Regions from separate parts of the Homo sapiens genome. Here region 2 is linked to region 1. A link is an interaction called in ENCODE POLR2A ChIA-PET data of the cell type or tissue named here. Cell type or tissue: PC-9. All regions are shown on one strand. Each heading gives the region's core, and the rest is flanking DNA. Links, peaks and the distances in the headings are about the cores only.

The links. ChIA-PET counts read pairs that join two places held together with the same protein. Peaks named below come from ENCODE experiments on the same cell type or tissue, not always from the same donor. Only the 100,000 strongest peaks of a DNase experiment are listed, where the experiment ranks them.
Region 2: POLR2A ChIA-PET joins it to region 1 with 10 read pairs; 2 of 35 experiments call an interaction of 5 or more read pairs at or near these places.

The regions. Positions count from the first base shown.
Region 1 is chr9:72,316,417-72,330,924 of GRCh38, reverse strand. It overlaps LINC01504 (long intergenic non-protein coding RNA 1504), which reads right to left. Exons shown (of 5, transcript NR_110952.1): 3 at 2,204-2,261. Among named protein-coding and RNA genes, the nearest start is that of LINC01504, 18 kb to the right of the region's middle. In PC-9, for the core only: no CTCF peak of the experiment used is centred there; no DNase peak of the experiment used is centred there.
Region 2 is chr9:72,658,117-72,675,320 of GRCh38, reverse strand. The region is part of intron 5 of TMC1 (transmembrane channel like 1); the gene reads right to left. Among named protein-coding and RNA genes, the nearest start is that of TMC1, 150 kb to the right of the region's middle. In PC-9, for the core only: no CTCF peak of the experiment used is centred there; a DNase peak (open chromatin) is centred at 7,930; H3K27ac peaks cover 581 bases.

The DNA of each region.
Region 1 (14,508 bases), core at 4,398-12,397:
ATAAGAAAGCATGAAGTGTTATCAGCAAAATGGCTGTTGCAATGACTGCTACATATGCTATTTTCTACTAATGGTATTATACATTCTGGTTTTTCAAATTTCAGATGCTGGGGCTATGGGACCTGGTTAATACAAGAGTAGGGGAAAATTAGTATCCTTACCAGTGTGTCATCTTTGAAGCAAAGGAGTGATTTCAGAAATGAAGAGGTCACAATAGAAGCGACAGAATAATAATGCCTCAATAATCAGTGAAATTATCTTGAGATAATGAATGCTTCTAGGAGGCAGCAGGAGTGGGGGATGAGAGGAATTAAGTGATGAAAATGGCCCTACCTAAATTTCCACATAATGGGGTTATGAAATAACCTGTATCTGTTGGGTTAGAATAGAGTAAAATAATCTTGATTTTGGTAATGTAAAATTTCTTTTTTCTGAAAACATTTTTTATTTTTGTAATTATTTTTCAAGGAAAGTTTGTGTAAGCTTTGTGCATTCTTCTTTTTATTCTTGCTGACTTACTTTTGGTCTCCATAGAGGTACTCAAAAGTTAATGAAGTGACAAATTTTTTTTTCTTTTTTTTTCCTGAGATGGAGTTTCACTCTTGTCACCCAGGCTGGAGTGCAATGGTGCGATCTCAGCTCACCGCAACCTCCACCTCTAGAGTTCAAGTGATTCTCCTGCCTCAGCCCCCTGGTAGCTGGGATTATGAGCATGCGCCACCACACCCGGCTAATTTTTTGTATTTTTAGTAGAGATGAGGTTTCAGGAGGTCTCAAAACTCCTGACCTCAAGTGATCTGCCCGCCTCGGCCTCCCAAAGTGCTGGGATTACAGGCGTTGAGCCACCGCGCCCAGCCAAAGTGGCAAAATTATATTTAGTAAAAGGGAAAGGAGTAAGGGTGGTGGTGAGAGAAAAGGCGGTGAGTGAAAACCTTCATTCAAGACTTTCATACACAATTTAACAGCTAACACTTTGATAATATTGAGGGCTTACGTGTGCAAGTGTTCTACATAAATATTACCTATGAAGTAGGTAATATTTTTATTCCCCACTTTGAAGATGAGAAAACTGAGACTCAAGGTTATTTGCTCAGTCACAGAGCTAGTAAGTGATAATGCCAGGATATTCAAACCTAGACCCAAGTGCACTCATGCTCTTAACCACTGTGCTATCTTGCTTCCCTGAAGACTCTAACAACATTTGGTCCTCAGAACCTATTCCTATGAAAGGATTTCAATGGCTCTTGAGCACTTTGCTCTCCATGACTTTTCCAGGAACCATGCTGATATTTCCATTGTTGACATCATCCCAGTGCTGCCTGCAGTTGTGTTTCCTCTTATTTATTTTCCTTATTGGAAACTAGAAGCTACAGTTATTAAATGCATTCAAATAGAGCTGCTCAGGGGAACAGACTTTCATGAAGGCCATACTCTTTAAAGGCTAACATAAAGCTTCCAAGCTCCCCCACCTTAGGAATCAGAGAAGGATGAAGGGCAGGAGACCCAGAGAGAGATTCTGTTGTCCTGACCTGAGCAGTAGACTATTCTATGCTTGTTCACCAAGAATGAGTAGCTGGGAGAGCAGAAATCCAGTTTAGGAAATATCATTCCCCAAAGAAGGAAGTCATTAACCAACATTTCTTCCTCTCTGTTAAGGTATGTGAAATGTAAGGAGAATGATTAAGAACCTAACAGGTAACAGTGATTAAGAGAAGAGGACTGGCCATCAATGGTAGACTGGATTAAGCAAATGTGGCACATATACACCATGGAATAGTATGTAGCCATAAAAAAGGATGAGTTCATGTCCTTTGTAGGGACATGGATGAAGCTGGAAACCATCATTCTGAGCAAACTATCTCAAGGACAGAAAACCAAACACCACGTGTTCTCATTCATAGGTGGGAATTGAACAATGAGAACACTTGGACACAGGGTGGGGAACATCACACACCGGGGCCTGTCATGGGGTGGGGGGAGGGGGAGGGATGGCATTAGGAGGAATACCTAAGGTAAATGACGAGTTGATGGGTGCAGCACACCAACATGGCACATGTATACATATGTAACAAACCTGCACGTTGTGCACGTGTACCCTGGAACTTAAAGTATAATAACAAATGTATATATATAAATTTTTTTTAAAAAAGAGAAGAGAATTGGAATCAGATTGCTTGGGTTCAATTCTGGTTTCATGACTTACTAGCCAAGTGAATCTTTGTGCAAATTACTTCAACTTCTCCAGATGTCAGTTTCTTCATCTGTACAAGGAATAATAATAATGCCTATTTTATAAGATTGCTGTGAAAGTTTAATGTAATTATCTATTTAAAGCTGAATATAACAAGTGCTAAATAAATATTAGATATTTGTTAACACAACTTGGGAAAGCAGGTGGTGAGGGTTGTATTAGCTTCCTAGGGCTTCTGTAACAAATGTCCACAAACTGAGTGGCTTAAAACAATAGAAATTTATTCTTCACAATCTGGGGCCCAGAAGTCTGAAATTTATGTGTTGGCAGGAATTCACTCCCTCTGCATTCCAGGTGCCTATATCCCTCCAATCTCTGCCTCCATTTTCACATGGCGTTCTCTGTGTGTCTTCTCTTCTGTCTCTTTAAGGACACTTATCATTGGGTGTAGTCCAGGATGATCTCATCTTAAGATCCTTCACTTACTTACATCTGCAAAGACCCTTTCTCCAAATAAGGTCACATTCACAGGGTCCAGGTTTTATTTATTTATTTATTTATTTATCTGTCTATTATCTGAGTGGAGTCTTACTCTGTTGCCCAGGCTGGAGTGCAGTGGCATGATCTTGGCTCACCACAATCTCCGCCTCCCAGGTTCAAGTGATTCTCCTGCCTCAGCCTCCCGAGTAGCTGGGACTACAGGCATACGCCACCATGCCCAGCTAATTTTTGTATTTTTAGCAGAGATGGGGTTTCACTACGTTGGCCAGGCTGGTCTTGAACTCCCGACTTCGTGATCCACCTGCCTTGGCCTCTGAAAGTGCTGGGATTACAGGCGTGAGCCACTACGCCTGTCCGGGTTCAGGTTTTAGAACAAGGACCTATCTTTTGGGAGGCTGTCATTCAAACCACTATAGGTGTTCAGAAACGTTTTCACTTCTCTTTTAACTACTTTCATTCCACTTTTGGCCGGGTACAATCTTTATGCTGTTTCCTAAATGCTGATGGTTCTTCCTTGACTTAGGACACTTTGCTAACTCTGTTAGGCTCGGTGCCATGGAGGATATAAAAATAAAACATCCTGGCTGGGCACAGTGGCTCATGCCTGTAATCCTAGCACTTTGGGAGGCCAAGGCGGGAGGATCATGAGTTCAGGAGTTTGAGACCAGCCTGGACAACGCAGTGAAACTCCATCTCTACTAAAAATACAAAAATTAGCTGGGCGCGGTGGTGTGTGCCTGTAGTCCCAGCTACTCGGGAGGCTGAGGCAGGAGAATCACTTGAACTCGTGAGGCGGAGGTTACAGTAAGCAGAGATCGTGCCACTGTACTCCAGCCTGGGCAACAGAGCAAGACTCCATCTCAAAAATAAATAAATACGTAAACAAATAAAATTTAAAAAAAAATCACAGACCACAAAGTAATACAAATCTGCCATGATCAAGGCCATCAGAGAAGTATAGATGAAGGCACTTAGAGGATGAGAGTTTACTTTGAAAATAAGCTAATAATTGAACTAGGTGATGGGTACATATGGGCATGTAGGTTGGGGTGTGTAGGGCTCCTTCTACGTAAGTGGAAGGAATAATGAAAGCAAATGTAAAGAAGTAGGATAGCATGGAGTATGTATTGAAAACAGCAAATTGATTTTGCTTTGGAACAGGGATCAATAAACTGGCCCATCCAGCCTACCATCTGTTTTTATATGTGCCCTGAACTAAGAATAATTTTCATATTTTAAATGGTTGAGAAAAAACAAGATAATTAAAAATTTATAACATGAAAATTATATTAAATTCAAATATTAGGATTCATAACTAAGCACAGCCACACTGTTTTGTTTACATATTGTCCATGGCTGCTTTCACACTACAATGGCAGAGTTGAGCAGTTGCGACAGAGACCACATGACTGAAGAGCCTAAAATATTTTCTGTCTGGTTTTTTTTTTTTTTTTGATGGAGTTTCCCTCTTGTTGCCCAGTCTGGAGTGTAATGGTGCAGTCTCAGCTCACTGCAACCTCTGCCTCCCAGGTTCAAGCGAGTCTCCTGCCTCAGTTTCCCCAGTAGCTGGGATTACAGGCAGATGCTACAATGCCCAGCCAATTTTTGTATTTTTAGTAGAGACAGGGTTTCACCATATTGGTCAAGGCTGGTTTTGAACTCCTGACCTCAGGTCATCTGCCCGACTCAGCCTCCAAAAGTGTTGGGATTACAGGCGTGAGCCACCATGCCCAGCCTCTATCTGGTTCTTTATAGAAAAAGTATGCGGCCAGGTGTGGTGGCTCACACCTGTAATCCCAGAACTTTGCGAGGCCAAGGCAGGCGGATCGCTTGAGCTCACAAGTTTGAGACCAGCCTAGGCAACATAGTGAAACCTTGTCTCTACCAAGAATACAAAAAAATTAGCTGGGTGTGGTGGTGTGCACCTGTGGTCCCAGCTACTCGGGTGGCTAAGGCGGGAGGATCGCTTGAGTCCCAGAGGTGGAGGTTGCAGTGAGCTGAGATCATGCCACTGCACTGCAGCCTGGGTAACAGAGTGAGACTCTGTCTCAAAAGAAAAAGAAAAGAAAAAGTTTGCCAACTCCTGCTTCAGAAGAACCCTCAGGGGCATAAAGGAAATAGCAGAAGAAGATATGCTGGTCCAGTATTGCCATTTGGCCTTTGGTAACAGCCTACATTCTTGACTTTGCTCAGCCTTTTTCTACCCACCTAAATTTTCCCATCCCAAATATTATCCTCTCAAGACCTTAATTGGTTATTTGCTAAGTAACCTGAGAGCTAATTTTGCGATCTTTTTAAAGCTGTGATTGAATCATAACAGTTTAATGTATAACTTATTACTCCTCCTAGGTAACATATTTGGAATTTAGGGGAACCCAAACCAAAAAATTGCTTCCCCCTGGCAGAACAGTGGGAAAGATATTTGCAAAAGTGAGCCTTCCTTCAACTTTCATGTCACACCTTATAGGCAGCCAATTCTACCTATCAAAAGCAAACTTGGTTGTTAGTTTTGCTGTTACCCTTTCAATTGGTTAAGTTACTAGTATGCCATTTGCTGCTAAGTTTACCCTTAGGGGAGAAAAATAACGGCAAGAATTACTTTACAATAATTGTCAACCACTGAGAGTTAAGTCTCTATGCCCCCTTTAGCTAATAAGGTAGGCCTGGGTAGCTATCATTAAGTCAAAGATTTTTTCATGAAGGAGGAAACAGCTCCCTGATGAATTTGAGATGAGATTAGAAATGCTGAAAGCAGTGTTCTCAAACTTTAGCATAGAGAAGAACCGCCAGAGGTCTGTTAAAATACGAATCCGCTAATCTTACCCCCAGAGAATCTGTGTCTCCAGTGGAACTCAGGAGTTATGGGGGGAAAAAAAATGATGAAGGATCCAAGCTACCTCCCACAAAGCAGTCTTTATATTTGGTTCTTTACTTGCTCCAAGAATCCCTAAGTTGTTAAAGTAACAGACAATGTAAGTAGACAGAAGCATCATTTTGAAAGACTTTCCTGTTCTCTCATTCTGTTTAACTGACCTTTATTCCCAGTGAGTAAACATGAATCAAACCCTAGTCTAAGTAAGAAAACGTGATTTGAGGGAAGGGCTGGATCTTTGAAAGCAGTATAGAATGGAGGTTAGGAAGGGAACTCTAGACAGAGGCTGCCTGATTCAAATCTCACCTCTGTCACTGGTGCTATGTGAGCTTGGGTGACAACTCGAATCTCTCTGTGCCCTCGTTCCTTCATCTGTAAAATGGGAATAACAATATTATCTATGTCTCAGAGTAGCTGTGAGCATTAAATGAGTTACTACATGTAAAAAGCATAAAATAGAAACTTTTAGTACATTTCAATAAATATATAAAAACTTATTGGAGAAACTCTTGTGTGACCTCACATACCTTGTAAGAGTGGCATGAGAATTAGAGCATGTTCATAATTAAACAATTATGATTGTGCTATTTACTCCAAGTTAGCCAGGGGCTTGTTCCTTAGAGACCACTGTCATTTTCTACATTTGTCCATGAAGTTAATCCACATATTTACAAATCCTAAATGTAACTTTACTTTTATTTTCAATAGGTAACAAGTATTAAGAACCATATCACAAGGACTTTGATAACTGCTTGACTTTGTGTGCTTTATCTCATTTATTTCTCAAAAAAAAAAATTCCATGGGGTAAGTACTACTACTAGCTCCATTTTACAGATGAGAAACTGATGTTGGCCGGGTGTGGTGGCTCACGTCAGTAATCCCAGCACTTTGGGAGGCCGAGACGGGTGGATCACCTGAGGTCAGGAGTTTGAGACCAGCCTGGCCAACATGGTGAAACCCCATCTCTACTAAAAATACAAAAATGAGCCAGGTGTGGTGGCGCACGCCTGTGGTCCCAGCTACTCGGGAGTCTGAGACAGGAGCCTTGCTTTAACCTGGGAGGCGGAGGTTGCAGTAAGCCAAGATCTCGCCACTGCCCTGCAGCCTGGGAGACAGGGGAAGACTCTGTCTCCCCCACCCACCAAAAAAAAAAGAAAAAACAGAAAACTGATGTCACACAGCTAGTAGGTAAGTGCAGCTGGGACTCAAATCTAGGTTATCTGGCCCCATTCTTCTGTGGCAGTAGTTCTCAACATGGGGCAATTTTGCCCTAGTGGTAGACTGAATAATGGGCCCCCAAACATGTCTACATCCTAACTCACAGAACCTGTGAACATTACCTCACATGGCAAAAACACCGTGCAGATGTGATTAAGTTAAGGATTTGAGATAAGGAGATGAGCCTGGGTTATGCAGGTGTGCCCAAGAGAATCACGACAGTGCTTCTAAGAGGAAGGTAGAAGGAGTCAGAGTGGAGGAGAGGGCGATAGGATGACAGAAGTCAAGTTTGGAAAGATGCACTTTGAAGAGGTAAATGAGGACACAAGCCAAGGAATATAGGTGGCTACTAGAAGTTGAAAGAAGACAAGGGAATGGATTCTCCCTTCAGAGCCTCCACAAGGAACCAGCCCTGCTAATATTTTGATTTTAGTCTCATAAGACTCATTTCAGACTTCCAACCTCTGGAACTGTGAGAGAATAAATTTGTGTTTAAGTCATTAACTTTGTCATAATTTCTTACCACAGCAATAGGAAACTATACCACTCTCCAGGGCACACATGCCAGTGTCTAGAGACATTTTTTCCTATTGTAGCAGGAGAGGTGGTACTACTTGGTAGTATCTAGTGGGTGGAGACTCAACCTCCTGCAAGACACAGAGCAGTCTCCCACAACAAATAATTATCCAGCCCAAATGTCACCAGTGCTTGACAGAGCAGGAGCACCGTCATGTTGGACAAACACCACCACTTTAAGTTCCAGCTCTCTTTCTAGTGTCATGCATTTCAAGGAAATCACTTCTCTTCTAACTACAAGCAGCCAGAAAGAGCAGACAGTAAAACACAGATAAACAGAGGTGGGGGGAAAGGCTCTTGGGTAACTGCCAAACTTCGCCCTCATACAATGGGCCCCGGTAAAACAGTGGGCCCCAATAAGCACATTCCTTTCCCTTCAGGTGCACTAAGTTAGGGAAGCTAAAAGCAGAATTGGGGGGTATGCCTGCAGCTGCAGAAAGATGTATGGGAACAGACACACAACTCTCCCTCCCAGATAAGCACAACAAAGAGACACAGAAGCAGTCCAAGCCTCTGATAAACTCTTCCACCCTGAATCCTTAAAACCTCTTAGTGTGTAAGAGAGTGGGCTCTGACCTAACTCGGCCAGAAGCCCCTCTCAGGTTTGTTTTCTAAAATAAACCTGTCCTTGTTGACTGTCGAGCCACCCTTCATGTTTCTTTCCTATTTCTTTAATTCTTACAGTGCTGAGGTTGAGAAACCCTGCTGTAGAGCAGCAGAACAGGAAAATCTGCACGGAATGCCAAATACTTCCAATCTGTAATCAGCCTTCTACCTAGCATAACTCAGGCTGGTCTTTAGCACATCATGGACATGGATGTTGTATTCACCTGGTTTATTGCTAACCCACTAAAATCAATTATGGTATTAGAAGAAGCTTTTTTATCTATAGAATATAGTTCATGCTCCTCCCTCTGGTTTTGAAGGCTCACCACAGCTCACTCCAACTTACTTTTCCAGCATGATTTCTTTTTAATCCCCTTTGCAAACCAAACATCCTTGGAAAAAGGGCAACTCTATGTAGCACAGGGCAGGAACGAATGAACTGTCTCCTCAATGACATAGTTGCATGCTCTTACAGCGAAGGTATTCCACTTGAGGCTAAAATTTCATGGCAAGAGTCCACTTGTTCTAGCTTGGTCATGTGCTCTCCCTAAACTAATTCCCAAGGCCAGGGCAATTCTATTCTCATTTTATCCAAAGAAAGCACTGGAGACTTTGAAGATCATGTTTATGTCTATGTCATCCTGGAATTCTCCAAGGAATGCATTCTAGTGCCTTGCACATGTTGACATGTGAATATTGTTTGAATGAATAGCAGAATGAAAGACCAACTCTCTGGGATGCATCATCTTAACCTTCATCTCTCTGTCCCTTATTTTGCAGTTATAGCATGTGATACATCATTTCTGTGACAGATTTAACCTAAGTATTTGTAGCAAAAACTTTTTAAAAACCTAAATTCCTGGTCCAGAAATATGCTATTATTAAACTAAAGTTCAGAGTTTACATCTTCATAATAGAATATAGGTATAAAGTTATTGGAAAGGGACCAGACTATATGATTATCACTCAGAAATACAGCATTTATTAAACAAATCAACAAAGAAATGAGTATAACTCATAATTAATCAGTCTGGGCTCACTACATACTTATGTTCAAACTAGTAAATATTTTAAGTTTTCTTGAATTACAGCTTTAGATCAGGGTTGGCAAACTATAGTCATGTGTCACTTAGCACTGGGGATACCTTCTGACAAATGTGTTGTTAGGTGGTTTTGTCCTTGTGTTAGCCTCAGGGAATGTACTCACACAAACCTAGATGGTATAGCTTACTACACACCTAGCTTATATGGTGTGGCCTATTGCTCCTATGCTACAAACCTATTCCTTCTTCAAAGGTAAACTAACTTTAGCTTACTGTAACATTTTTACTTTTTTAAACTATTTAATTTTTAAAAATTTTTGACTTTTATAATAAATTTAGCTTAAAACACATTGTACAGCTGCTCAAAAATATTTTATTTCCTTATATTTTTATTCTATAAGCTTTTTTTCATTTTTAGAATTTTTACTAGTTTTTTACTTTTTAAATTTTTTGTTAAAAACTAAGACACAAACACACACCTTAGCCTAGGCCTGCACAGTGTCAGGATCATCAATATCACTGCTTTCCACCTCCACATCTTGTCCCACTTGGAAGGTCTTCATGGCAATAACATACATGGAGCTGTCACGTCCTATGATAACAATGCCTTCTTCTGGGTACATTCTGAAGGACCTGCCTGAGGCTGTTTACAGTTAACTTTTTAAAATAAGTACAAGGAGTCCACTATAAAATAATGATTAAAAGTATGGTATAGGACCAGGCACGGTGGCTCACGCCTGTAATCCCAGCACTTTGGGAGCCTGAGGCAGGTGGATCATGAGGTCAAGAGATGGAGACCATCCTAGCCAACATGGTGAAACCCCGTCTCTACTAAAAATACAAAAATTAGCTGGGCGTGGTGGCATGCGCCTGTAATCCCAACTATTTGGGAGGCTGAGGCAGGAGAATCGCTTGAACCCAGGAGGCGGAGGTTGCAATGAGCCGAGATAGCACCACTGCACTCCAGCCTGGTGACAAAACAAGACTCCGTCTCAAAAAAAAAAAAAAATATGTGTGTGTATATATATATATAGTATATTAAATACATACACCAGCAAGTTGTTTATTACATTATCAAGTATTATGTACTGTACATAATTGTGCTATATATGTATATATATATAGAGAGAGACAGAGAGACAGAGTCTCCCTCTGTTGCCAGGCTGGAGTGCAGTGGCACAATCTCGGCTCACTACAACTTCCACCTTCCAGGTTCAAGCAATTCTCCTGCCTCAGCCTCCCAAGTAGCTGGGACTACAGGCGCCTGCCACCACATCCAGCTAATTTTTGTATTTTTATAGAGATGGGGTTTCACCATGTTGGCCAGGATGGTCTTGATCTCTTGACCTTGTGATCCACCTGCCTCGGCCTCCCAAAGTGCTGGGATTACAGGCGTGAGCCACTGCACCTGGCCAATTGTGCTATATTTTTATATGACTAGCAGTGTGGTAGATTTGTTTACAACAGCATCACTACAAACACTTGAGTAGTACATTGCACTTTGATGTCAAAATGGCTACAATGTCACTAGGCGATAGAAATTTTTCAGCTCCATTATGATCATCTTATGGGACTTCCCTCCCATGTCCAGTCCATCCTTTTTTTTTTTTTAGACAGAGTCTCAAAATCCCAGCAATTTGGGAGGCTGAGGCAGGCAGATCACCAGAGGTCAGGAGTTTGAGACCAGCCTGGCCAACGTGGTGAAACCCGGTCTCTACTAAAAATACAAAAAATTAGCCAGGTGTGGTGGTGGGCACCTGTAGTCCCAGCTACTTGGGAGGGTGAGGTAAGAGAATTGCTTGAACCCGGGAGGCAGAGGTTGCAGTGAGCAGAGATTGTGCCATTGCACTCCAGCCTGGGCAACAAGAGCAAGACTCCATCTCAAAAAAAATATATATATATATATGTATATATATATGTGTGTGTGTGTGTGTATATATGTATATATATGTGTTTGTATATATATACATATAGATACATATATATAACAAAGTTTACTTCTCATAGTGAAGATAAATTCTCATCACTAGTATTGATTCTGGAGCTTTCTTTTCCATGTGTTATAAGGCGAATTGTGTTCCCCCAAAATTCACAGGTTAAAATCCTAACCCGAAAACTTCATAATGTGACTGTATTTGGAGACAGAGTCTTTAATTAGGTCACTAAGTTAAAATGAAATCATTGGGGTGGGCCCTAATCCAATATGCCTGGTATCCTTGTGTGAAGGGGAAATTAGGACACAGACATCTACAGAAAGACACCATGTGAAGACGCAGGGAGAAGGCGGCCATCTACAAGCCCAGCAGAGAGGCCTCAGAAGAAATTGATTCTGGTGACACCTTGATCTTGAACTTCTACCCTCTAGAATTGTAAGAAAATAAATTTCTGTTGTATAAGGCACCCAGTTTGTGGTACTTTGTTATGTCAGTCCTAGCAAACTAATATACCATGTTTCTGCCTTTACATACAAGTAGGCAACTATCATGTCTTCTCTTTACCAACTTCAATATCTTCTTTCCCTTCATACATTCATTTTGGCTTATCCATTGTCTACCATATCTTTTTTTTTTAAATATGTTTTCCAAATATTGTATCCATTGGTTCAGCACTTCTACCTCTAGGAAATTTTCATACTAAGGAAATTATACTAAAGAAGCACAAAGCTTTATATTATACATAAAAATTTGCATCCCAGCAATGCATATCATTTTCTCCAATTTTGAAAAATGATATATTACACATACTTTATTTTACAAAAAAGTAAGCCCAACATAATACATGTGTGATGAAATTTTCAAATAATGTGAAAATTTATAAGCAAAAAGTAAAGCCTTCTCTTACATTTACCCAGAAACCCACTCCCCAAAGAGCACTATAAGAGCATATTATCTGCACATATGATTATAAATATAAATAAACTCATGTATATATTTCTAAAAACAGAAATGGGGAAACAAATACATAATAGTAGAATAGTTTCACCTATGATATCATGCATATCTTTCTATGTTAATTCAATTCCTTATCCTTCCTTCCTTCACTGCCTTCGTAACTCCTGCCCCACTTAAGAGAGCTAGATTGTCATCTTGCTGACACTATCTGTCCTTCCCTATCTCTCTGTTAAGTGTTATTTCTCTAGATTCACATAGCACCCTGGACATAGCTAATAACCTCATATATGACCATAGTTAAGAACGATGGCACTAGGGTCAAACTGCCTGGGTTTTAATCCTCGTGTATTTATTTCCTGTTGCTGTTATAACAAATTACCACAAACTTAATAGCTTAAAACAACATAAATTTAGAAGTCAAAAGTTGTAAAATCAAGGCGTTAACAGGACTCTGTTCTTTCCGGAGGCTCCAGAGGAGAATTCATTTCCAGCTTCTGGAGGCTGCCTGCATTCCTTGGCTCACGGTCCTTTCCTCAGTCTTCAAGGTCAGCAGTGTGGCATCAAGCCTCTCTTTCCTTCTCTTCTGCCCTTTCTCTCTCTCTCTTTCTCTGTTTTCATCATCACATTCCTTCTGTGACTCTGACATTACTATTTACCTCTTATTAGGACTCTCCTCAACATTGGACCCACCCAGATCATCCAGGATAATCTTCCTGTATCAGGATCCTTAACTTAGGTCGAGCATGGTGACTCACACCTGTAATCCCAGGACTTTGGGAGGCCAGGTAGATCACCTGAGGTCAGGATTTCAAGAACAGCCTGGCCAACATAGTGAAACCCCATCTCTACTAAAAATATAAAAATTAGCCGGGCATGGTGGCACGTGCCTGCAGTCCCAGATACTCAGGGGCTTAGGCAGGAGAATCTCTTGAACCTGGGAGGTGGAGTTTGCAGTGAGCTGAGATTGCGCCACTGCACTTCAGCTTGGGCAACAGAGTGAGACTCCATCTTAAAAAAAAAAAAAAAATCCTTAACTTAATCATACCTGCAAAATCCCTTTTTTCCATGTAAGATTATATTCCATTTTTACCATTTTACTTTACAGGTAATTTCGATGCAAGGTAATATTTGCAGGTACTGGGGATTAGAAGGTGGACATCTTCAGGGAGCCATTACTCAACCTGCCACACTGGGCAATGCCATCTTATTAGCAAGGCATGCCTCAGTCTCAACAGCTATTAAAAAGAACAGAGTGATCATCCCTACTCATAAGGTTGCTCTGAGGATTCAGTGAGTTCATACCTGTGAATGGTGCCTGGGACATCATATATGTTCAGTAGTGGTAGCTATCATTATTATTATTATTATTATTATTATTATTATTATTATTGATGGAGTCTGGCTCTGTCACCCAGACTGGAAGGCAGCAGCACGATCTCAGCTCACTGCAACCTCCACCTCCTGGGTTCAAGTGATTCTCCTGCCTCAGCCTCCCGAGTAGCTGGGATTACAGGCACCCGCCACCATACCTGGCTAGTTTTTGTATTTTAGTAGAGACGTGGTTTTACCATGTTGGCCAGGCTGGTCTCAAACTCCTGACTTCAGCTGATCTGCCTGCCTCAGCCTCCCAAAGTGCAGGGATTACAGGTATAAGCCACCATGCCCAGCCAGTGGTAGCTATTATTATAACTACATAGTTATCTAGTTACCTTCTTTGCTCTACACTAGACTGCTAGTTCTTGAAGAAAAGAACAGAATTTTATATATCTGTGTGTTCCCAGGGTGGAGCACAGGGTCTGGGACATATTAGGTGCTCAATAAATATTTGTCAACCTGAATTACTCCACTTAAAAGACTAATATTTAGCCAGTAAAAATTATAGAGAATTTGAAATATTATGAAAAACATCATCATACATTATATTGTCATACAAAGTGACAAAAGCAAAATAAAATATGCACAATCACAGCTGTTTTAAATATGCAGGGCTAAAAATTATGCATAAAAATAGACTGGGAGGAAATATGCGCAAACATTAACACATTAACAGTTGGTGGTCTTGGAGTTGGGAAATCATGGGTTATTTTTTCTTCCTGTTTTTTTATTTTTTAACTTCAGATTTTCTCTATTGAGCACATTCCTTTTCAAGATGAAAAAATAATTTACGTCTTACTTATACACACACATCTCTTGTTCAGTAGACATTAAAGGTGACATTATACATCAAGTCAACTCAACCTCTGAGTTACTGCCTAGCTTGCAGTTCTGAGTCCAGAATTTACCAACTAAATGAACTGAAGAAGTTGCTGTTGCGGATGTTGTTGTTGTTGTTTTTGTGTCACCTGAGAGCTGAAGAGAGGGACCATCCACTCACAGGGCTGCAGCGGGGTCCGGTAGGATAAGGGCACATAAAGTGCCCAGCATGTGGCATGGCACACAATAGGCATGGAATAAATGTTAGATATTCTTCTCATGGTTACTATTACTCAGAGAACAATGCTATCAAACACATATAGGAAGAATTATAAGGAGGCATATGTTCAGAGACAAGAAGCAAAGAAAATTGGAAAAAAACCCAGCTCATTGCATGTCAGGATCTATAAGTTATT
Region 2 (17,204 bases), core at 4,209-12,208, 340 kb before region 1:
AATGACTGAAATTCTATTAGTAGCCTCAGAAGCTACTTAGCCTCCCCGATGTGTTCATGTGTTCCCCAAGAAATGAGTTTGTAGCTCATACCCAGCTAGAATAGACCCTCACTTCTGGTTCTTCAAGGTGATCTTACCACTCAGGCATTCATCGAACTGTTCAGCTTCACATCCTGTCTCATGTGTCATGAAATCTTACTATATGTGTATGTGTGCATATGTGTGTGTGTGCATGAGAGAGAGAATTTTAAAGATTTAGTTGAAAGATTTCTGAGTCCTGGATTTATTTTCATACTTCTGCATTCTTCTTAAGGATCTTACAGTAAGATAGTTCCAAACAACAAATTGTCTCAACTGTGTGAGCTTGGTAAAGCTGTTTGCTCACCCTAAAACACAATTATCATCAATAGCCTGATGGCTTGATTTGAGATTAGCTTATTTTTTATTCATCAGCTCAGCCTGGCAGCAATGAGAGTATATTTTAATGGATTCCATGGACAAAGACCATCAATTTTCCTCTTCATTCTGTGGTGTTGAATTCTGCCACTCTCTCCAGACCTCTTCCCCTGTCTCCCAAATCCTGGAGGATTTCTAGCAGGGAAAGGCCAAGGCAATGGATCTCAAACTTTAATGGACATCATTATCACCTGGAGAGCTTGTGAAAACACAGATTCCTGGGCTTTGCCCACAGAGATTCTGGTTCAGTAGGTCTGGGATGGGCCCAGTAATTAGCTTTTCTAAAAAGCTTCCAAGTGGTGCTAAAGCTGCTAGTGGTTGGCAACCACTGTTTAAGGCATCCTGAGGGCACGGGGAAAGTTAATAAGCATCTGCTGCCTTCCTTTAGGAAACATAACTCTCATGACCTAGAAATTGTCTTTCTTTGTCTATCTTTATTTCAGTCTCACACTGTCTTGATTACTGTAGCTTTATAATGAGCTCTGAGGGCAAGTATATGTCTTCCAAACTTACTCTTCTTTTTCAAAGATAGTTTGCCTCTTGTAGGTCCTTTGCATTTTCATATAAATTTTAGGATTAGCTTGTCAAATTTTGCAAGCATTTTTAAAAGCCTATTGAGGTATTGATTGAGATTCTGTTGAATTATAGACCAATTTAAGGAAAATTAATATCTTCACAGTGTTAAATTTATCTAATTCACAAATGAGGTTTCCATTTATTTCTGCCCTCTTTAATTTCTTACAGCAATGTTTTATAGTTTTCAGTGTTCAAATCTTGAGCCACTTTTGTCAGGTTTGTTCCTAAGTACTTCATAATTACTTTTTCTGATATTTTAAATGATATTTTACAATTTTTAATTTCCGATTGCTTCTTGCATACAGTGGTCTGTAGTTTTGTTTTCTTGGAATGTCTTTTTCTGGTTTTGGATAGAGTAGCACTGGCCTCAGGGAGAGTTGGGAAATATTTCCTCCTCTTCAATTTCCTAGAAAAGTTTACGCAGAATTAGAATTACTTTCTCCTTAAATATTGGGTACAATTCTCTAGGGAAACAGTCAGAGCTTGGAATACGTTTTGTAGGATAATTTTTAACTATCAACTTAATTTCTTTAATAGATATACAGCTACTAAGATTATCAATTTCTTCCTGAATGAACTTTGGTAGATTGTGTCATATAAGTAATTTGTGCAATTTATCTAAGTTGTCAAATTTATTGGCCTGAGTTTTTTATCATATTATCTTATTGTTCTTTTACTATCTGTAGAATTTGTAATGATGCCACTTTTCTCATTTCTGTCTTCTGTATTAGATGAATAAATGTTATACTAAAGTTATTTATTTTTGGGTGCTACATATACAGTATGAAAAAAAGGAAATCGTTTCTTCTTGATAAATTCCTAATCAGTCTTGACCAGTGGTTTATCAATCTTACTGATCTGTATAATAACAAGTTTTGGGTGTTATTAAATTTTGTTTTGTTTTGTTTTTCTGTTTTCTACTTTATTGATTTCAGCTCTGGTCTTTAATACTTACTTTCTTCTGCTTATTTTGGATTTATTTGTTTTGTTTTTCTAGTTTCTTCAGGTAGAAACTGAGATCACTGGCTTGAGATCTTCTTTTCTAATATAGGTCTATACTATTATAAATTTTCCTCTAAATACTGCTGTTGTTGCATCTCAAAAGTTTTGAAATGTGTGTTTAATTTAGTTCAAACACTTTCAAATTTCTATTTTGATTTCTTATTTGACCCTGGGTCATTTAGAAGTATGATATTAGTTACCAAATATTTGGGGATTTGCCAGATATCTTTTGCTATTAATTTCAAACTTAATTCCACTGTAGTTACAGAATATACTTTGTATTAGCTGAATTATTTTAAGTCTGTTGAGATTTATTTATGGCCTAGAATATAGCATATCATGCTAAATATTCTGTGTTCTCTTGAAGAAAATGTGTATTCTGCTGCTTTTAGCTGATGTGTGTGTGTGCATATATATATACACGTGTGTGTGTGTGTGTGTGTGTGTGTGTGTGTGTGTGTGTTGCCCAGGCTTGTCTCGAATTCCTGAGCTCAAGGCCTGCCAAAGTGCTGGAATTACAGGCATGAGCCCCAAGCCTGGCCCCATAAATATTAATTAATTCAAGGTGATTGATAATATTTTGGAGGTTTTCTGTATCCTTACTGATATTTTTGTCTGTTTATTCTATCAATTATTCAGAAAAAGGTCCTGAAATCTGACTAATTAATTAATTAATATTTTATTAGTTTAAAATAGTATGTCTTTTTCCATCCTTTTATCTTTTACCTATTTGTATTTTTATACTGCAAGTGGCAATATTTTCTTATAGGCAAGATATAGTTGGATATGGGTATTTTATTCAATTAGACCATTTTTAACTTTTAATTGGGGTATTTAGGCCATTTACATTTAATATGAACATCTAAGTGATGAGTTTATTCTCTTACCATTTAATATTTTTGCAGATTGAATTAATTTAATTTTATAAGGAATTTAGAAACCATGAGAAAATATTTATATTTCATTAAAAAAACAAAGTCTGTACATCACTCAAATTTTAAAAGTCAGCGAGACAATAAAAAAAGTACTAAGTAATATGTTTCGTTTTAGAACAAAATATTATCAGTGGCTCATCATAACTGATATATGAACACAAAGAAAATGCTAAAAAGGTGTAAAACTGAATCTCAAAGTGATCCAGTTGGATGAAGGGAGCACCAGGTGTCACCAATGTGGGACTGCCATATATTCTACCAAAGGAAACAAACTACCACTAGGAGATAAAGATAAGCAAATAAATAAACTTGGGAAGAAAAGGATCCCACAATTCCTGGAATGTTACAGTAAATGGTTTATTTGTTTCTGTTCTTACATGTGTTTCATCTTTCTTCCTTTAAGAAATTAAGTGGATGTGTGAGGGATCCAAGCATATTTCCCAGTTATATCTTATTTTTTCAGTAAGGATAACTTTATATTGAATAAATAATGATTGATACTCCCTGTCATTTCAGCCACTGAATATACTATTAAAATGATTTAACAACTATACTATGCTTTGATTTTTTTTCTTTTTAAAAAACTGTAAGTCAAGAATATTTAAAGAATGAAAGTCTCTTAATTTAAAAAATATACAGTCATCCTTTGGTATCTGAGGGGGATTGATTCCAGGACACCCCTCAAGCCCCTCCTGTATACCAAAATTAATGGATGCTCATGTCCCTACCATTTAATTTTTATTTCTCCCATCTCTTCTTTGTTTTTGCTTTCCTCTTTCAGCCTTCTTTTGGATGAATTGACTTTTCCAATGATTCCATTTTACCACCTTTATGGTATATTATGTACAACTCTTTGTGTTACTATTATAAAGTGGTTGGTTTCAGGTGATGGGTATCAAGATATACTACCCCAAAATGTAACACCTTAGCATGTTAAATATTTTAAGCTGTATGAATTTGAGAAAACTGCAGAAGCAGGACGGTCACTCTGTTCTTCCCTGGCACTTCTCTGAAGCAGATCATAAGTCCCTCATGTGAGAGGTGCCCTCCCTATACCCAGAGAAAAGAAACATCCTTGTCTCTCACGACAAAAGGTCAAGGAGAAAAATCTGAACAAGCAAACCCAGCTAAATTTCCCCCAGTTTACTACCATTAGATCATAACCCCATTGTATTATATGCCCCATTATATTTCTCCATGACTATCCATTCTTCATCAAACCTACTATAAAAATACTCAGATCTGTTTCTTTGAGTCTTCTTTCCTTATGATGGCTACTGTGTCACATAACACTTATATTAAGTAAATGTGTATGCTTCTGTGTTATTAATCTGTTTTTTGTTATAGTGGCCTCAGCTGTGAACCCAGGATGGGTAGAAAAAGATATTTTTCTTTCCCTAAGAGGTTACAGTGGTCTTTAGTCACAGTCTCTCTTCAAGTGATACTACACCATTTCATACATAGTGTAAAACCTTATACCAGTATGTTTCCATTTCTTTTCTTACAGACTTTATACTACTGTTGTCATACATGTTTTGATGTTCATTAATCCTTCTTCTATATCTAATCTGCTGCGAATCCCATCTCGCTTATGCTTCATCTCAGATATTGTAATTTTCATCTGTACATATTTTATTGTCTTTTTATTTCTTCTGTGTCGTGATTTGATCTTTCCTCTAGCCACTTGAACATGTGTAATGGCTAGAGTTGGCAGTTATAATTAGCTCTTTGTTTACTAATTACATCATCTGTGTCATTGATGGGGCAATTATGTATAATTGATTTTTCTTGGAATTATGGGTATTTATTTTCATGCTTCTTTATATTCATGGTAATATTTGGTTGCATATTAGACATTATGAATTTTACCTTACTGACTGCTAGATATTTTCATATTCCTATAGTCTTCGGCTTTGTTCTGGTATATATTTAAGTTACCTGGAAACAGTTTTATCCTTTAGGGTCTCATTTTTTAAGTTTTGTTAGGATCAGAGCAACATTTGGTCTAGGACTAATTTTTTCTCACTGCTGAAGCAAAACCCTTCTAAGTACTCTACCTAATGTCCCATGAATTTCATGGTTTTTATACTCTTTCTGGTGGAAAGAGGAGCTATTCCCAGGCCTATGTGATTCTAAGGATTTGTCCCTCTAAACCTTTTCAGAGGTTCTTTCTCCAGCCACACACATGCACTGATCATGATTCAGCAGAAGAGTCAGCAGGAACACTACAGAAATCCAGAGCTCACTCTCTGTTCAGTTTTCTTTTCTCTGGAACTCTTTCTCATGAATTGCAGCTATCTTTGTACCTGCAGACTTTCAGGTCTCTCTCCTTAACTCAGAAAGAGCAATAGTTTCCATTCGCAACCCTTCTCTCTGCACCCTGGCCTGGAATCTCTCTCCAGGCAGTAAACTGGGGCAATCACAGGCTCACCTAATTTGTTTTCCCTCTCTCAGAGGTCATTATCCTTTGTTGTCTGAGGTATAATGTCTTGAAAACTGTTGCTATATATATCTTATCCAGTTTTTATTTATTTCACATAAAAGAGTAAATTCAGTATCTGTATTTCATCTTAACCACATTGAGAAATCTATTTGTGCTAACTATTCTAGAGGTCTCTAAGATAAGTTCTTTTTTTCAAGTCATATGGAAAAAAAAAAATGAGTCAAGAGACTAGCTATCTCTTACCCTTTCTCTTTTGTTTCACATCGGCTCATCCCCAGGTATGTGAAATCACCAATTTTAAGAGAAGGGTTATATCAATTATGCATTGTTTAAATAAAAATAACATTTATAAATATTTCAATGACATGCAGAAATGTTTATGATAGATGTCATACAAAAATATCATTAAAATTCTACAGATTATAAAGTTAGAATATCTGAAATAAATGTCTTCTGCAAAAATAAATTAATTAAAAGCTGAAATGAAATATGCCAAAATTTTTGCAGTCATATCTAGATGATGAGGTTGTGAGATGTTATTTCTTTTCCTTTAGATATTTTCTGTACTTTGTAAATTATTATAGTACATTTTTTTTTCTTTAGATAGAGTCTTACTCTTTCGCCCAGGCTGGAGTGCAGTGGTGCAATTCCAGCTCACTGCTACCTCCGCCTCCCAGGTTCAAGCGATCCTCCTGCCTCAGCTTCCCGGGTATCTGGGATTACAGGCGCCTGCCGCCACCTCACCCAGCTAATTTTTGTATTTTTAGTAGAGACAGGGTTTCACCATATTGGCCAGGCTGGTCTTGAACTCCTGACCTCAGGTGATCTGCCCCACCTCAGCCTCCCAAAGTGCTGGGATTACAAGCGTGAGCCACTGCACCCAGCTGTATTATCTTTTAAAAGGGCAAAATTGTGTTATGTTTTTGTTTTCTAAAAATGAGTTGTAGGGAGACAAAAACTGAGAGAAAATTTTGAGGAAAATATACAGAAGGTCTGAAGTTACTGCTTAGCTATTTCTTTAAGTATCTCACACAAGCTGTTCTTTGCTTGACCCTGGCAGTTATAAAACATAGCCCTGTGTCTCTATGAAGAAGGCCTGGATTATAAAATATCATGAAAAAACAGGAATCGAACATCCAGAATTTAGTAAACATTATTTTAATCCCACAGTATTAGGAAAAAAGGAGCCAATGCCATAAAATATTAATAGTGCTCTCTTCGATAGAGGCTAAAATGTTCTATCTTGTAATAGAGCTCAGGACCGGACTTTTAGAGGAAAATGATGAAAAGTTTAGAGAGAAGTGATGGCAAAGGGTTCTAGTTAATTAACTCTACTCTCTCTTGGTTACCAAATTAAGGGAACTCAGTTGGACTATTCTATTCTTAGATCAGGTTCATGTGATGATCCTCATTGTACAGAGAAGAAAACAGAAGCAGAAAGAGCTCCAGATAATTCACTCGTTAATTCACTCAATCAACAAGAATACACTTAGTGTCTATGGAGACAAAGCACTAAGAGGGGCTGTGTGGTTCAGCTGAAGGAGCACAGGATTATTCTCAGAATCAGACAGACCTGCGTTCAAAACCTAGCTCTGCCTCCTCAAAAATTATGACCAGACAACTTTTTAACCTTTCTGACCATCAGCTTTCATTTCAACAAATTATGAAAACAAATAACATCATAGGAATGTTGTGATCATTAAATAAGTTAAATGCTAAAACCCATAAGTAAAAATATTATACACTAGGCATTGCCTGATATATAAAAGGCACTCGAATCTATACTAATCTAATGAAATCTGGAGAGCTATAAAGTAAAAAAGGATATTTTTCTTTTATTCCAAAATGTCACAATCTAACTAGGAAAAAAGATATTAACAAGTAAAATGATTGGTGTGAGGTAGAATATAACTAAGTACTGTGATTTTTAATGTCAAAGATAGGAACTGAGAGAAAGAAGACATTCCAGGCAGCTGAAAATGAAGAGAGAAGGCTGAATGAAAGAAGTAGACTTAAATTGAGTCTCTAGATGTAAAGAGGTTAGAAGTCATCACTCCCATCCTAAGAAGAAAAACGCTGAACAAACTGGAAATCAATGGCTCTTCTTAATTCTGCTGACAGAATTGATAGAGAGAAAGGATAGCCTCATTGAGGTAAGAAGAGGCAGGGATTTATAACAATAGGTGCTGTTGTCTGACTGTTTTACTGCTAAGCAATTTAAAAATTGCCAGGATTAAAAATGCCCAGAGTTCTCAGAGAAACCCAACTGGTGCGTGTGTTATTATCTCAATTTTAAGCAGACTAAATGAATAAGTCCATTTAAAAATGGTGAATTGTATTTATGTGTTTGTTGTGACTACATCCCAATATCCAACTACATTTGGTAGTGAAAGAATTGTAAAAGGTATATATACCAACAAGACAAAAAGGAAGGAACATGAGCAGGTGAGAGATTTCTACATCTTTTTGAAAATATGAAAACAAGGAAGAGATTTTTGGTTTATCCAGGAATAAGAATGTAGTGAGCTGGCAACCAGGAAGAAGGAAGCTGACTTACATTGCAGAATCTAAGGATCAGATTTTAGAGGTTCTGGGGAGGGAAAGGGCAGTGAAGAGACACGGGGTAGAAAATTCACTGAACCCGAAAGTCAACCTGGAATTTCCTTTGCCACTCTCACCTTACTGAGGATGCAAAAGCAGCCAGAGATGGAGAAACCCAAATCTACCAGTTATCACTAGTTCCCCTACCCTGCTTTATTTTCCTCAAAACAGTCACCATCTGACATTACTTTTTTTGGTTTTTGGTTGTTTTGTTTGTTTGTTTGTTTTGAGACAGGGTCTCACCCTGTCACCCGGGCTGGAGTGCAGTGGGGAGATGTTGGCTCACTGCAACCTCTGTGTCCTGGGCTCAAGTGATCCTCCCACCTCAGCCTCCTGAGTAGCTGGGACTACAGGCACACGCCACCATGTGTTTCGTTTATTGTTTGTTTTGTTTTGTTTTGTTTTGTTTTGTTTTGTTTTGGTAGAGATGGGATTTCCCTATGCTGCCCAGGCTGGTCTCAAACTCCTGGGCCTAAGTGATCCTCCCACCTCAGTCTTCCAAAGTGCTGGGATTACCAGCATGAGGCCACCACGCCTGGCCGTGACATTATGTTATCTACTTATTTGTTAATTGATCCACTGTTTATTTTCCCCACAAGCAAATAAGCTTCTGGGAAGGCAGGGGCTTTGTTGGTCTTCAACTCTTTATTGCCCATGCTTGGCAAATAATAGGCACTCAGTCAGTGTTTGTGATATGAATAAATGAGTGACCCCAGCAATAATATTAACAATAGTTATACTGTACAAGAGTGACATTAGATGGTAATTTCCTTCCAGTCTCAGATTTACCACATTTCCCCCTGTGTCTTGGGGCCTTTTGGTTAGTATAGGAAATTTGTCCAAGAGGAAGGAATAACATTAGCAAAGTCACAAAGAAGAAGGAAGTACAAGGCATGAAGGGAACAGAGATTTGCCAGGCTAGATTAGAACCACCTCTGTAGAGTGCTCCCCCAGTGTCCTTAGAGAAGGTCCTATATTACTCATTGCATCTCTCATGCCTCTGAATATTAAAGCACTTTTTCTTCCCTTTCCTTCCTTTTTTTTTTTTTAATAGAGACAGGACAAGGTCTTGTTATGTAGTGCAGGCTAGTCTCGAACACCTGCCCTCAAGCAATCCTCCCGCCTTGGCCTCCCAAAGTGCTGGGATTACTGGCGTAAGCCACGCTGCCTGGCCTCAAAGTATGTTTTAAATCTAACTATTATAAACCTTTCCTTTCAAAATTTCTGATATTTTAATTTGCTGCCTTCTCACTAAAACATTTATGTAGTCTGGTAGCTCTGCTTTTCACATAACCCAAGCTCCTCCATTCAGAGAAGATGCAACCAAAGGCCATGGAGGAACTGTGGAGGGAACTGTGAGCCATGTTCTCCACTTCTGAAAGCCATCATGCAGGTCATTCTTCTTCATGGAGAAAGCAAAGTTCACTTGCTTGTGAGTGGGAAAATGTTCCCTCCCAGAAGCTGGTGTTGGTAGTGCATACATCTACAGCCTTCACCTACATCTAAATATACATCAGGAGAAATTTAGTAGGCAACAAAAAGCTAAGCAGAATTTTAAAATAAAGCAAACTAACTGAAGGCCTGTTAGATTAATCTCTGTAAACTAAGGTATCGTGATGCCAGACGTAACATTCAGGTCTCCTGACTAGAGCCTGAGTCACCAGTTGTCAGACTTGTGAATTCCAAAGAGGAGCTTGCCCTGGTTTATTTCAGCTTGCCAGGGCTTCCACCCATCCATCCCAGGCCATTGGAATGCAGTGCTAAAGCACCCTGGATTTGATATTCTATGTGTGAAATATCTTTGTACCACTTTCTGTAGCAACCTATCTAAATCAGTCACCAAATCTAAAAATAGACATTCTTCCTTAAGTTATGGCTTTGAGTCCATATAACCAATGGAGGAAAATAGTGCCAGAGTCCAACCTTTTTTTCTAACACCTCCACTAAGCAGGAACTAAGAAAAGGAGTGGGGACCTAGACTAGAAATATCTCTTCTTATACCCACCTGAAAGCAGCTCTCAGAAGATGTCATAAAACCAAGGTTCACACCACTCATTATTCAAGTACCTCATACAATTGACCATCCACTCAATAAATACAGTCACGTACCACATAACGACACTTCAGTCAATGACAGACCACATACACAAAGGTGGTATCATAAGATTATAAAGGAGCTAAAAAATTCCTATTACCTACTGACATTGAAAGGGGAGAGTTCCCTGATACCCCTTGCAGACATGTGGAAGGGGTGTGGCTCATCTGTTGCGCAGTCACTGCTGTGCAAGCCTGTTATAGGAGAGGGAGCATGTAGACAGATAGGTGCAGGAGCCAGGGCGAGCACTTTTGGGTTCCCATCCCACGGTGGCATCTAGGGGTGTGTGCCTGTGACTCTCAAAGCCCCAGTGGGTGTGCTACAGTGCTCTTTTAGCTCCGCCATCCGCAGATGGCTTAAGTGTTAACCAGCTCAGTGCCCTCTTGGTACCCAGGTTCTTGTCCAGTGTCCAGGAAGAATCAAGTCACACATGAACTTGAAGGATGGTGAATGTGAGGATTTTACTGGGTGATGGAGGTGGCTCTCAGCAGGATGGGTGGGGAGCTGGAAAGGGGATGGAGTGAGAGATGATCTTCCCCTGGAGTTTGGCTGTCCTGCAGCTGATCTCCTCTCTGACCATCCCCATCCAAACTCCTCTTGACATTCAGATGCTCCTTCTCTTCTCTCTTTCTCTGCAGCACCACTCTTCTGCTCCTCTGCTCTTCTGTTTGTCTGCTCATCTGCTCATCAAGCCTGGGATTTGGGGTTTATATGGATACAGGACAGAGGGGCATGGCAGGCCAAAAGGCAACATTTGGATGCACAAACAGGAATGCCTATTCCCATTTAGGACTGCAGGTTTCCAGGCTTGGGAGTAAGGCTTTTGCCAGGGAACTGCCCTCTTCTACCCAGTATTTCCCTGTCTCCTGTTTATATCAACATGGTAGCTCTGGTAATGTCATAGATCAACACATTACTCATATGTTTGTGGTGATCCTGGTGAAACACACCTACTGCACTGCCAGGCATACAAAAATGTAGCACAATTAGGTATAGTACATAATACTTGATAATGATAATAACCGACTCTGTTACTGCTGTATTTATTTACTGTACAATACTCTTAATCGTTATTTTAGAGTGTACTCCTTCTACTTGTAAAAAAGGAAATTAACTATAAAACAGCCTCAGGCAGGTCTTTCAGGAGGTATTCCAGAAGAAGGCATTGTTAACACAGGAGACGAGAGCTTCGTGTTATTGTCCATGAAGATCTTCCAGTGGGACAAGATGTGGAGGTGGTGGATAATGATATTGATGATCCAGAACCTGTGTAGACCTAGGGTATTGTGTTTCTGTCTTCATTTAAATTAAAAAGTTTAAAGGGAAAAAATGAAAATAGAAAGCACTTATAGAATAAGTATATAAAGAAAATATGTTTGTACAGTTGTACAAAGTGTGTTTTATGCTGTTATTACAAGAGTCAAAAGTTCAAAAAAATTAAAAACTTCAAAAAGTAAAAAACTTATAGTAAGCTAAGGTTAATTTGTTACTAAAGAAAGAAAAATATTTTTAATAAACTTAGTATAGTCTAAGTATATGGTGTTTATAAAGTCTACAGTGAAACCACCTTTGCAAACGTTAACAGTGACAAAATTATGACAGTGAAAGAGATCTAAACTAACAGATTCCATCTTGTTTCTAACCTCCAAGCTGCCCTTGTCCATTCCTGGGGACAGGTCCAACTAACTTTGGGAGGAACTTAGTTTATAGTTTAACTTTGAAACAAAGATGATAACAGCCCTTTCCTTAAATAAACCCCCTTCTTTCCTGGGGACTAGGCTGCCTTTGTAGGACTAACAAATTAGCCACAAGATTTGCAACTTCCCCAATTACTCCTGCAAATAACATCACTATTACAGAACCTAAGATTGGTCTTTTGAGATGTCTTTTCAGGTTTTTGCATTTCTGACAACTGGTGGCCCCACCTGGACCCACCAACCAGTCCTGTGGCCCCACCAAGAAGCAAATTCTAACACCTCCGCTAAGCAGGAACTAAGAAAAGGAGTGGACTTGAGAAATGCATGAGGACCATTTTCCACATCCCTATGATTGTATCTCCAACCAATCAGCAGCACCATTCCCTGGCCCTTCAAACTATCCTTGAAAAACCCTACCCTCTGAATTTTCAGGGAGACTGACTTCAGTAATAGAACTCTAGTGTCCCATTCAGCTGGCTCTGTATGAATTAAACCCTTTCTCTACTGCAATTCCTGGTTCTTGATAAATTGGCTGTATCCAGGTAGCAGGCAAAATGAACCCCTTGGGTGGTTACAAGAATATATCCCAGTTGTTAAGCAACACATGACTGTATTTATTAAGTCTTAACTCTTGTTGTGACAGTAGGGATACATGTTATAAAAAGTTAGCCATATCCCTGCTTTCCAAGATTTTCTAGTATAATCATTAAGATAACTTACATCCTGAAATTTCTGGAGGAGTGCTGATTACAAGTGTTTTATGGCTAAGATATATTGTTACAGAATTTTTCATTTTTTTCTTGAAAAAGCAACAAAAGTTTGAATCTGCTGTTTATTAATTAGTGAGCACACTTGTTTTCAAATCATTTAAAAAACACAAAACAAAATCCTTTAAATGCTATTAAACATCAAAATATAAAAGATGAGATCTGATACACGCAAAAACTTCCTAAAGAGACAGAATGGCTCCCAGGGCAGAATAAGCAGCCAAAATGATGGTATTGATACACTTAAAAAGAGGCCAGGCACAGTGGCTCACACCTGTAATGCCAGCACTCTAGGACGCCGAGGCCAGTGGATTACCTGAGGTCAGGAGTTCGAGACCAGCCTGGCCAACATGGTGAAACCCTGCCTCTACTAAAAATACAAAAAAAAAAAAAAAATTGCTGAGTGTGGTGGCGCACATCTGTGATCCCAGCAATTCAGGAGGCTGAGGCAGGAGAATCGCTTGGACCGGGGAGGTGGAGGTTGCGGTGAGCTAAGATCGTACCACTGTACTCCAGCCTGGGTGACAGAGCAAGACTCTATCTCAAAAAAAAAAAAAGAAAAAGAAAAAGAAAATGTGTCAAAGGAGATGTAGTAGTTGGAAAAAGAAGCACAGGAAATGGCAAGTGAAAGAAGAGACCATGTTAGTGCTTATTAAATGTTACCCAGTGGAACAGATCCAGATCCTGGGGAAGATAAGCCCTTCCAATGTTTTTCCTTCTGTTGGCAAAACTGGAATGTTCCATCAGACCTAGCTGAACTATCCCTCGAGTCTACCAACCTGTTTTGCTCTTGATCAAGGGCTCTCCAAGCAACGCTTGCATCATAATCTGGTTCCCCATGTAGACTTTCTCTAGGCTAACAATGTGCTGGTCAGCAGACACAAACCAGCTATGAGTTTAGCAACTACCCAACTGACCACAACAAACTCACCTCATCCTTGGACTTTTTCAGATTTGCAACCTAACAAAATGTAATTTAATTTCAAAAATTTGTTTTAAAAAGTATAAAAGGAAACTCAAAATTAAGCAAAATTATCTGGCCAAGTGTTTCAATATTTAGTCTAGAAAAAAGTGGTCAGTAGTCATATAAGGAACATAAATAATATCTCCATGCCAAAGCACTTGGAGATGAGTCACATGTAACTGGTGCATACTTAATACCACAGAAGTATGAAAGGGAGAAACTATGTCTTACTGAGGAAATCCAGGAAAGCAACACAGAGGAGGCAGTAATCAAGTGAGGCTTGAAGAATGAGCAGAGTGATGATAAGCAAAGACCTAGAGAGGCTAAGGTGATTGCTCCAGTCAAATAAAATGTAGAGGGTGGAAAAAGTGCTGGGCATGCAGGCAAACAGTTTAGATGTGGACTTAAAGTAAAACTAAGTTTAAACGGTAGAATAAGATGACACAGCTGCTTGAGAAGTATAAATGCCACATGGCAGCAATGCAAAGCCATCTAATCTTTATAATAAAGAGGAAACATCATGGAGTGAGACTCTAGGAATCAGGCAAGGCAAGAAAACATGATCCATGGCTGAAAACTGAAAAGCATAATTTTAACTCCCAATCATTTACATTCTTTTTGTTTGTTTGTTTTTGAGATGAGTCTCGCTCTGTCACCCAGGCTGGAGTGCGGTGGCGTGATCTTGGCTCACTGCAACCTCTGCCTCCCAGGTTCAAGCGATTCTCCTGCCTCAGCCTCCCAAGTAGCTGGGACTACAGGCGCGTGCCACCATGCATGGCTAATTTTTTGTATTTTTCTGGTAGAGACAGGGTTTAACTGTGTTAGCCAGGATGGTCTCGATCTCCTGACCTCGTGATCCGCCCGCCTCAGCCTCCCATACGTTCTCGTATAAGGTATTGATAATTTCCATCCAAATACTTGGATGAATGCAAGCTAAAATGAAAAGGGAAGGACAAGGGCTTGAGAGTACTGGAACCTGGATCAGAATGACATTATTGTAATACGGGGAAGCCACAGGAGGATACAAACTTGGGATACTTCGTAATTTTGACTGGGTCTTCCAAGCATCTCCCGCACAGTTCAGGAGATATTTTTGCAAGAAGAGCCTTGTCTATTCATATTGCCATAAAGATATGAAAACCTAGAATACATCTATTTTCTACTAATTCAGTAGAAGGTTATTATGGCCAAGATGTATCTATATGCAAAATCTTCTATGTGCAGTCTGAGAAACTCTGGAATGCTCTGAAAAAATTTTTGTGCATTTGGAGGAGTTGGAACAGATGTAGAAAGACAAGAAAACTCCTCTCTTCTTTGAATCAAAAATAAAAGGTTATTTTTTTCAAATGCAGATAGAATTGAAGGAGAAAATGCTATTTTATTACTCATTGCCTCTCCAAAACCTGTTGTTTAAGAACTGGACAGCTGACCTGAATGTAGAGTTCAAGGAAAAGGAAATACATTTGAGGTAGAGAATTCAATTTCTCAAACTCACCATGTGTGAAGCCTCAAGCTAGTTGCAAATTTAACTTGCATACAATATTGTCCATGAAGTGAAAAATCAGAAAAATAGTCACTATTGCTGAGAAGTCTGTTTAATTGTTCATTACCCAGGAAGTGTCATGGTGCTTCATAAATGAGGGATCCATATTCAGTTCACACTTTAAGCAAAGGAGAACATTAACATCAAAAGGGTATGAAGCCACTTCAATCCACACAGTGCATTGATGATCCTCCTCCTCAAGGAGAAGGACAGGCAGGAGGAATAAGGTAGACTATTAGCACTCAGGGGTAGAAAATGATGTCATATTAGGCAGTCATTCTCAAAGTTAGAAAGCAATGATTTTGAACTCTGTCATCAGCAGTTAAGGCTCAGGAATCTCAAACAGAAACCCCGACTAACATCAGATCATCAGCAGAACAGAGTGCACAAAAGAGTGGATTAGCTGCCCCATTAGAAATTCTTTAGTTCTTTCTCATAAAAGTTCTAACGAGTTACCTTAAGAGGAAGAACTAGATATCTTATTAAAACCTGCTATGTGCCCTACTAACTATAATTATAGTTCAGTTCAACACATGAAGGATATTTGTTTAAAGAGTAAACAAACTCCACATGGTATTTGTTTGTTTGTCTGTTTTTGGACACAAGGTCACACAGGGTCTTGCTCTGTTGCCCAGGCGGGAGTGCAGTGGTGCAATCTTGACTCACCACAGGCTCCCCCTTCCAGGTTCAAGTGATTCTCATGCCTCACCCACCCCAGTAGCTGGGACTACAGGCACATGCCACCACACCTGGCTAATTTTTTATTTTTAGTAGAGATGGGGTTTCACCATGTTGGCCAGGCTGGTCTTGATATCCTGGCCTCAAGTAATCTGCCCACCTTGGCCTCTCAAAGTTCTGGGATTATAGGCATGAACCACCACTCCCGGCCCAAACTCCATCTTTAACCTGGCTCCACTGAATTTCACTTTTCCACCCCTGGATAACATGGCAGAAGATCCTGTAGCTTTCTTGTTATTTTCAGTTGCAGGAACCACCTCATTTTGAGAATTCAGATTCATTTTCAGGTATTCAAATATCCAGTCCAGTCTATATTAAAACTGTAATCTCACATCCTATTCCAAGCTCCTCTCCTCTACCTACTCATGCCAGGAACTGAGGCTTGGAGACCTAAGTGCGGAAGTGAATATAGGCATCTTTTTGACCATTTCTTCTGATTTATATTTCCTCTCCACTCATCATGAGGCTTCTGGATCTCATGTTGTCTGGGCTAATAGAGTAAATATTAGAAGAAGGGCAAAAAGTTAAGCACTTTTGCTCACACTATGTGGCCATAATGCCCTTGTGCTAGCATCTGTGGCTATTGCCTGGAAAAATTTGTAAGTTCTTCAGAACCACTCCCTTTTTCCCTGAGGGAATCTTCACTCTATGATTTATTGACTTAGATTACGTATTTTCCCGAAGGCCTTTTGTAACACCCCAGCAGTTCACCCCATCAGCTCCTTCTGTGTCTGCAAGACCCTCACTCTAGCAAGCACTCTTCTTGGGAGAATAATCATCAGAATTTCTGAATCTCTCTTACTTTTTATTGCATGTACTTGGCTCAGAAGGAATACATGAATTCTTGCTTTTGAAAAAATAACAGAAATGTAAGAAGCTGTTTTCAATAATTCTGTTCTATAAAACATATTCCTATGCGTAGGTACTACATGTTATACACGTTTAGCAAAAGTTGTCTAGGATAGAGAGTTAAAAATTAGCTAGAAAGAAGGAAGGAAGAAAAGAGTTAAAAGAGTTAAGGAATAGAAGCTAGGATTTATGGAACTCTACCCGTATGTCAGGGCCTGCACTGCAAAACAGGTATTATCTCCATTTTGTAGATGAGTAAGATAGACTGAAAGAGATTAAATGTTTAGTTATGGTGAACAACCATAGTTTTTTTTTTTTTTTTAGACGGAGTCTCACCCTCTCACCCAGGTGAAAAAATACACAGTATATATTGCTTCTACAATTCAATTGATACTTTATATCCTGCACCCCCAATTTTTTTTTACTGTGGTCCTAAACTACCTTTCAATTTTTCTAAGTATTTGTTCCATCTGCCCAAATAGATTATGAGCTTCTCAAGGAGTGTCTATTACACTTTTTGTTGTATTCAGTAATCAAC